Linked DNA regions of Homo sapiens: all the other regions are linked to region 1. A link is a loop called in an ENCODE intact Hi-C map of the cell type or tissue named here. Cell type or tissue: Calu3. All regions are shown on one strand.

What was found. Hi-C counts contacts between places; a loop is a spot of excess contacts. Peaks named below come from ENCODE experiments on the same cell type or tissue, not always from the same donor. Only the 100,000 strongest peaks of a DNase experiment are listed, where the experiment ranks them.
Region 2: a loop joins it to region 1, with 2.3 times the contacts of the local background. A loop is called at or near these places in 2 of 110 quality-filtered maps.
Region 3: it touches region 1 in a loop (2.4-fold over the local background); 2 of 110 quality-filtered maps call a loop at or near these places.

Annotation. Positions count from the first base shown.
Region 1 is chr3:180,401,778-180,404,277 of GRCh38, reverse strand. No RefSeq gene overlaps it. Among named protein-coding and RNA genes, the nearest start is that of LINC02053, 11 kb to the left of the region's middle. In Calu3, no CTCF peak of the experiment used is centred here; a DNase peak (open chromatin) is centred at 1,497.
Region 2 is chr3:180,047,475-180,049,974 of GRCh38, reverse strand. No RefSeq gene overlaps it. Among named protein-coding and RNA genes, the nearest start is that of PEX5L, 12 kb to the right of the region's middle. In Calu3, no CTCF peak of the experiment used is centred here; DNase peaks (open chromatin) are centred at 364 and 964.
Region 3 is chr3:179,810,508-179,813,007 of GRCh38, reverse strand. PEX5L (peroxisomal biogenesis factor 5 like) reads left to right here. Exons shown (of 15, transcript NM_016559.3): 11 at 1,137-1,207. Among named protein-coding and RNA genes, the nearest start is that of PEX5L-AS2, 86 kb to the left of the region's middle. RefSeq lists an enhancer at 1,347-1,396. In Calu3, CTCF peaks have their summits at 1,021 and 1,227 (motif pointing left); a DNase peak (open chromatin) is centred at 1,187.

The sequences.
Region 1 (2,500 bases):
TACACCATATAAAGCCATAGGTACATCCTGAAGGAGAGAAGCCAGTATAGCAGGAGTAGGGACAATGAGGAATTTGGGTCACTTCTTTATGTAGCTTATTTGTGCCCCCACAACTTGCTCTAGCCCTATTCTCTATGTATCACTTCCATTTGATGATGGATGTTGACGTATATACCCAACTTTGTGGCTTGGTGGGTGAGATAATACCCAGGAATGATAGACAGCTCAGTTCACATGGTAATTTGGTGGCCCATGGTTAAGTATTCAGTCTCTACTAAGGCTCAGTAGCAGGCCAAGAGTTATTTCTCAAAAGAAGAGGAGTTATCTGCAGAGGGTGGTAGGGCTTTTACCACTGTCCAGTGATATTAGGAGCAGCCAGTTAATCTCTTATTATATTTGTTACTTTTCCAGACATGTTCAAAAGTATCATGTACACAGTCACTCCTTCCTTGCTTCTTAAATAGGAATATGTATTGGAGATATTTTGCATATCTCTAGTGCCAGATCACACCGTAGACTATAAGTACTCTCTTTATTTCTGGCAATAAAGTCATTAGTGTCTTTAATCAGGTGAGAGAGCCAATGCCAGAAATCCCAAACCCAATTGAGAAAACTTATTCTTAAAATTCTGTTCCTCTGGAGCCACTCTTGGTACCCAAATCTATATTAACCTGGGTTCTTTGGAGAAATAGAATGAATAGGATATAGATATAGATCCATATATGTGTGTTTGTATGTATAGTAGTCCCCTGTTATCCACAGTTTCACTTTCCACAGTTTCAGTTACCCATAGTTTCAGTCACCAGAGGTCAACTGTGGTCTGAAAATATTAAATAAAAAATTCCAGAACTAAGCAGTTCATAAGCTTTAAACTGTGTGCCATTCTAAGTAGTGTGATAAAATCTTTCACTGTCCTGCTATGTCCCACCAAGGATGTGAATCATTCCTTTATCTAGCATATCCACAGTGTATTGTATGAACATGTAGATACAAACATATGTAGGGTTTGGTACTATCCTATCCATGGTTTCAGGCATTCACTGAGGGTCTTGGAATGTATTCTGGGTGGATAAATAGATATAGATATAGGTATAGATATAGATCTATCTAGATAGATATGGATCAATATCTGTATCTCTACATCAATATAGATAGAGATCTAGCAATAGATATACATCTATAGATAGAGAGAGAGAGATTTCTTATTATGGAAGCTGAGGGGTACTAGGATATGCAGTAGTTAAGTTGGAGACCCAGGAGAGCCAACAGTGTAGTTTTAGTCCAAGTTAAAGTCTGAAATCCTCAGAACCAGTAGAGCTGTTGGTGTAAGTTCCAGTCCAAGCAGTGCAAGTCCATGCCTGAAAGCAGGAGAAGAGTCAGATTGTATTGTGTCTCAGCTTGAAGACAGTGAGGCAGAGAGTGAGTTCTCCCTTTCTGAGCCTTTTGTTCTGTTCAAACCTTCAACAGATTGGATGAGGGCCACTCACATTAGCGAGGGCAATCTGCTTTATTCAGTCTACCAATGCAAATGTTAATCTCACCAAAAACCACCCTCATATACACACCCAGAATAATGTTTAACCAGATGTCTGGGCATCCAGTCAGGCTGACACATAAAATTAACTATCACAGCCTGTATTTGTGAGATCAATGATTCATTTACATAATTCTCTTACAGACCTCAGTGGTCAATTTTAATTTTCAATTCCTCTTCTTTATATTAGCTTTGTGAGTTTCTGGGCATTCGACTATTAATAAGGTGTTTGTGTGTTTGTTTGTGTGTGGGTGTGTGTCTAGTACAAAGTTCCTCTATAGGTAGGTATAATCTGCTCCAGAAAGCTATTCAAGAAACTTCCAAACTTCTCCCCTAATTTATCTTTCTTTCTTGCTCCTATTTTTGGAGGAAGAAAAAGAAAGTGGCTAGGGCTGACTGATCAGGGTGATGATGATGAAAAGAAAAGAACTGTTTTATTTACCTTCTTATTTCCACATTAAAATATCTGGGAAACGCTGTTAAGGTTGTATAATAACAAAGATCTAAAAATAGAATTAATGTATTTCCTTGTCATCGTTCAGGATTTAGCTTAGATATTATCTCCTCTGGGAAACACCAGGTAAAGCTCCAAGGCTGGATTGAATGCTTCTTCCAGTGATTCTTCTAGCATTCCATGCTTCCCTTACTCTCAAACTCATAAAAGGTGAACACAGTTCAGGGGCAGAGTCTGCATCTGCTTCATTACTGTGTTTCTACAGCCCAACACAGGTTAACAAAATGTTCAATAAATATCTTTTGAACAAAACAGTAAATTATGCTCTCTTTTTTGGACAACTGAATAATTGAAGGCAGTGATTAGTTCATGTCAGGGTTTGCTACTCTAGGTTTAAATGTGTTTTTAAAAGAAGAAGACAAAAAATAACCTCCAAACTACTCTGAATTGAACCTTTATTTCAAGTCACATGTTCCTTTCCTTATTATTTCTTAGTTATTCCCAACCTACTC
Region 2 (2,500 bases), 350 kb after region 1:
GGGCAGCATCAGTAATGTACTCGAATTTTGTGGTTTTCTTTTTTCTTTTCTTTTCTTTTTTTTTTTTCTTTTTGAGAGGAAGTCTCCCTCTGTCACCCAGGCTGGAGCGCAGTGGCACGATCTCGCTCACACAGCCTCTGGGTTCAAGACACTCTCCTGCCTCAGCCTGCAGAGTAGCTGGGATTATAGGCGCACACCACCGCGCCTGGCTAATTTTTGTATTTTAGTAATTTTTGTATTTAGTATTTTGTATTTAGTAGGTTTCACCATGTTGGCCATGTTGGCCCGTCTCGATCTTCTGACCTCAGGTGATCCGCCTGTCTCGGCCTCCCAAAGTGCTGGGATTATAGGCGTGAGCCACCACGGCTTGTGGTTTTCAATGTCAGATGAGGCCAGCAATGTTTTGCAGGTGTGAAAACAGTAGAAAGTTGAATCTAATCAAAGTTGAGTTTTTGCCAGGTGATTGTGACAGAGGGAAAGAGGAGCAAGAAAGGTGAAGATGAATCCTCATCATATAGTCACAATAGCTATAATTTATTCATTATCTGTGATGTGCAAGACACCATGCCCAGCAATTTATGGAACTGATCTACAATCTTTGCAATAAACCTTAAGGGTAAGTATTATCTCCATTTTTCAGGTTAAGAAACTAAGGCTGAATGAGATTCAGTGACTTACAAAAGCCACATATATCTAGTAGGTATAAGAGCTGGGACTCAGTGACATTTTGCATATCTTACATTGGTAATAATGATATGCAAATTCTGATATTATTAATTCTGATTTTCCATCTGTGGCTCATTAGAAATGTAACAGGGAGAAATGAAAACGTGACTGCTGGAGTCAGCTTTGGAAAATACCCCTCACATACACTCCAACCAATCATGGCATGCTAATTTAAGTGCTTGAGGAAATTTTCTGTTTGCAAAACCTTTTGATAAGAGCAGAATAGGCTGAGTAACCAGATTTTTGAACTTGAGCCAAGCCCAAGGAATTGATTCTAAGAGCTTTGAAACTTTTTGAAACTTTTTTTTTTTTTTTTGTAATGTCAAAGTTTCTACAGTTCTTTCTGTTGCTCATGGTGGTGGCTTGATTTCACCCTTATGGCTCAGGACTCTTATTTGAGAAAAAAAACAATTCAATAACTTTAGCAAGACAGCTATCACACTAAGATCCTAATCTCAAATGGACAATGAGGAGCTAAACTGCACTGCATTATAAATAAAGGGCCTCTTCATTGAGTGCTGTTTCTGAAAACCATAAATTGTCCAATTTTAGGGGTTCTGAACCCAAGAACAGAGAGTATTTTGTCAATGCCACCTCTAAATGATGGGGAAGAACACACTTCTCTAACATGGCACTGGCCAAGGAAAATGGGAGAATGGCCAGTTGGGAATAGCAACATCTAATCTCCAGTTGGTTTTCTTCTGCATCGTAAACCCCATTCTGTTAGCCTCAAGCCTTTCATAAAGTTTTATTTAAAACCACAGCCTGCTCTTACAGGTCTGGGGGATTTAGAATGGGACCTAGGTCCACACATGGAACAAGGTGTTGTGTGAATTGCTGCAGAAGCCTTAAGAAATGGTTATGAGAAACCAAGAAACCTAAAGAAACTGTCCAGATGAGAAGACATATATTACTGGAGAGTCTCAAAAAGAGGAAGAAGGTAACAAACAGGACTTCCTCCTAATCAAGCGAGATGAGGAACCATCACTGCTGTTAACATAGGAAACTTAGGAACAGCTGAATTACAGAAACTCTGTATCTCTCTACCACACATTTTCAGCAGTACTTGTCAATATTCATGTTAGCTCCTTACAGATAACATAAATACAAGGTATCCAGCCTAATGTTAAATGCCTTTGTGATTGTCCCCTAGAGTTTCTGAGTCCTACCCTCTGACTTGCACTGGTGTTCAAAAGACACAAAATTATATGAATGTTTCAGATACAAAAGAGCAACACAGAAGAATCTACTAAGTAGCTATTCACTCCTTTCTCAGAACCCGTGTCATATGCTCTAGGTTTTCATCATGTTTTCACCAAAAACACATTCTTGCCACACCCCTTTTACAAATAGCACTCAATTTCTTCCCGCCTCACTGAAGTCACTGAAATGAAGTCTGGGACCCTCATTTATCTATCTTCCTTTTTAGTTTGTTTGCTTTATTGGCAAAACTTCATGGCAAACCTCACTTTGCAAAACTTAGAAAATACAGAATTACAATGCAAAACTCAACATAAACTCACAGAGTAGGCATCACTACTAGCATCCCAGAGGTATTTGATTCTAGAACAAATATTGAAAACATACACTTACACACATATATAAGCATCTCTCATTATCTTCATTATCTGAAAATAATCTGCTTCTTAAAAAATGTTGAAATAGTAAATTTTCAGTTAACAGGAGCCTATATCTCATCACTTTAATATGAAAAAAATTTTCAACCCATCAAAACCCTCCAAATAATTTCCTCAAATATCATTAAAACACTCTT
Region 3 (2,500 bases), 590 kb after region 1:
TATATGTAATTATAACCCATGAGAGGAAAAGCCAAAACCATTCAAATGGCACTTTAAGATAACTGTGCTTTCATAGAGTTTTGTTTTAAAACGGTATAATCTAAAATGATGTTTGGGGAGTGTGTAAGAGTCTTTGGGGAGTGTGTAACTCTCCCAGCCTTGGGAAGGAGAGTTACACACTCCCCAAACATTTTTAAACCTTAAGACCCTAATATACCTCCACCCCCAGCAAATTTGAAGACAATGTGTGTAATGAGAGGTTTCTGCTTGTGTGTATTACTCTTATAACAGTGTGAGAGTTATTGTTCTTATGAGTATACAGAGAAAAATTTGCTGTGTTAAAAACTTTAATTCTAGATATAAAAACATAAGCTATCTGCTTGAAGATGTTCTTCATATTATTTACAATAGCAAACAATTGCAACCAACTTAAAGCAATAAGGGAATTGTTGAGTAAATAATGGAATAGCCATTCAACAAAATCCAAATTAAAAATTACAAGGATTTTGTAAAAACATGAAAAAGGGCTTAAGGTACGATGAAATGTATAAATGTAGACTATAAAATTATGTCTACATTATGATTGTGTTATATGTTTTGTGCATTTTAACAGTGATTACCTTAGAGGAATGAACACATCATGGGAGATTTTGTTTGTTTTGCTTTTCCTAGTTCCTAAATCTCCTGTGAATTCTTCTAGTAAGTGACTTTCATTCATACAAGCTAAGTTAATATTGTACATCTTGAGATTCCTTATTGTAAATTTCATTTAGCTACATTTCTGGGTTATATTTCCACCCCTTTTCCTCACAATCGTATAATTTTATATATTTATCCTTTGGTTTTAAGATACCTAATATAACGAAATCTCAGAAATTCAGAGGTTTCCATCGCACTGGGTTATAGGAAAGGATAAATACTGAACGAATTTGGAAATAATGACAGAGGATCTTGAGCCAGGTGTCACAAGAGAGTTTGAATGAAGAAATGCATACAATATTTTTCCCTTTTATATAGCGCTCACATATGAGACAGCTTGCTCTGCATAGGGGATCCATCACAGGTCAACAAACCAACTGAAGCACATGAGTAATTCTGCTTCATCTTGCAATGTTAACATCAGTTGTCTTTCGTAGGCATGGCAGTTCCTCGGGATAACCCAGGCGGAGAATGAAAATGAACAAGCAGCTATTGTCGCCCTCCAGAGGTAAAGGAAGCTAAGTGCAAAATCATGGGCCTGGTGGATACTTGTTAATGAACTTCCTGTTTCAGATTTGTCTTTTGATCTTTACTGAAGTACAGTGTAAAGAATTTGTAAAGGATAAGTGCTGAGATACCGCATATCACTCACACTTAGCTCTGAAAAACAACTTAGAATGAAGTCATGTTCCTAACAATGTCTTACTATCTACAAATCAATGGACATTCACTGGCACCAGAGAAAGCCTGTGTTAAACCCAGTCATAAAGTAGACTCATTGAATAAATAGTTCCTTTTAACGTTTTAGCCTTCTGAAACATCTGAAAATATTCTTCAAAAAAAATAAGTGGAGTACTGACTAATGGTCTGGATGACGTTGGAGCAGGAGGGATGGGAACAGTGGGTGTGTGTAATATTACACCCTACTTGACTAGAGCTCCTATTTAAACCCTGGAAAAGTAGCCTCTGCCAAATAGACTTCCACTTTCCCTACCTTTTATTTTGAGTGCCTTTAATATAGTGCTATAGGAAGAGAATATATATGTGTGCGTATACATATGCACACACACACACACACACACACACACACATACATTCCATATGTTATATGTATGGTGTTTATATGAATGTACATACATAATGTATGTGTATAAATCCTATAGCTTTGGAATATCAGATTGTAAGAATTCTAGACTCTTGCAATTCTAGGGCTTTACAATCTTGGAATCCTAGATTTCAAGATTCTGTTGGTATTTGATGAAGTAACGGTGCCTGGGGTGTGGCCCTGCGTTCAGAGCCTTTTCCTACAGATGAGAGAATTGGGGATCAGGAAAGGTCAAGGTCACACAGAGAGTATGTAACAGAGACAGAACTTGAACCCTCATCTCCCAACTCCACATCTGGAGCTCTGAGTCAGTGGTTCTTAACCCTGTATACACATGCACATTAGAATCGTTTGGAGGGGAAAAATAATGCCCAAGCACAGCCCAGAGATGATCATTTAATTGATCAGGGCTGGGAACCAAGCAGCAATAGTTTTAAAACTCCCAGGTGTTTGTAATGTGCATCCAGAATTAAGAACCTCTCTACCCAGTGCTGATAATCTGGGAGATTAGGCCCACCACAGAGTGGTATTATGTCCTGCCTAGGGCTTGCTCCTCAGAGTCTTATCCAGAGACCTCATCATCACCTGAGAACTTGTCAAACCTGCACAATCCCAGGCCCACCCCAGTAGACCTACTGGATGAGAATGAAGATTTTATAAGACACCCCAGATGATTCACATGCACTTCAGTTTGAA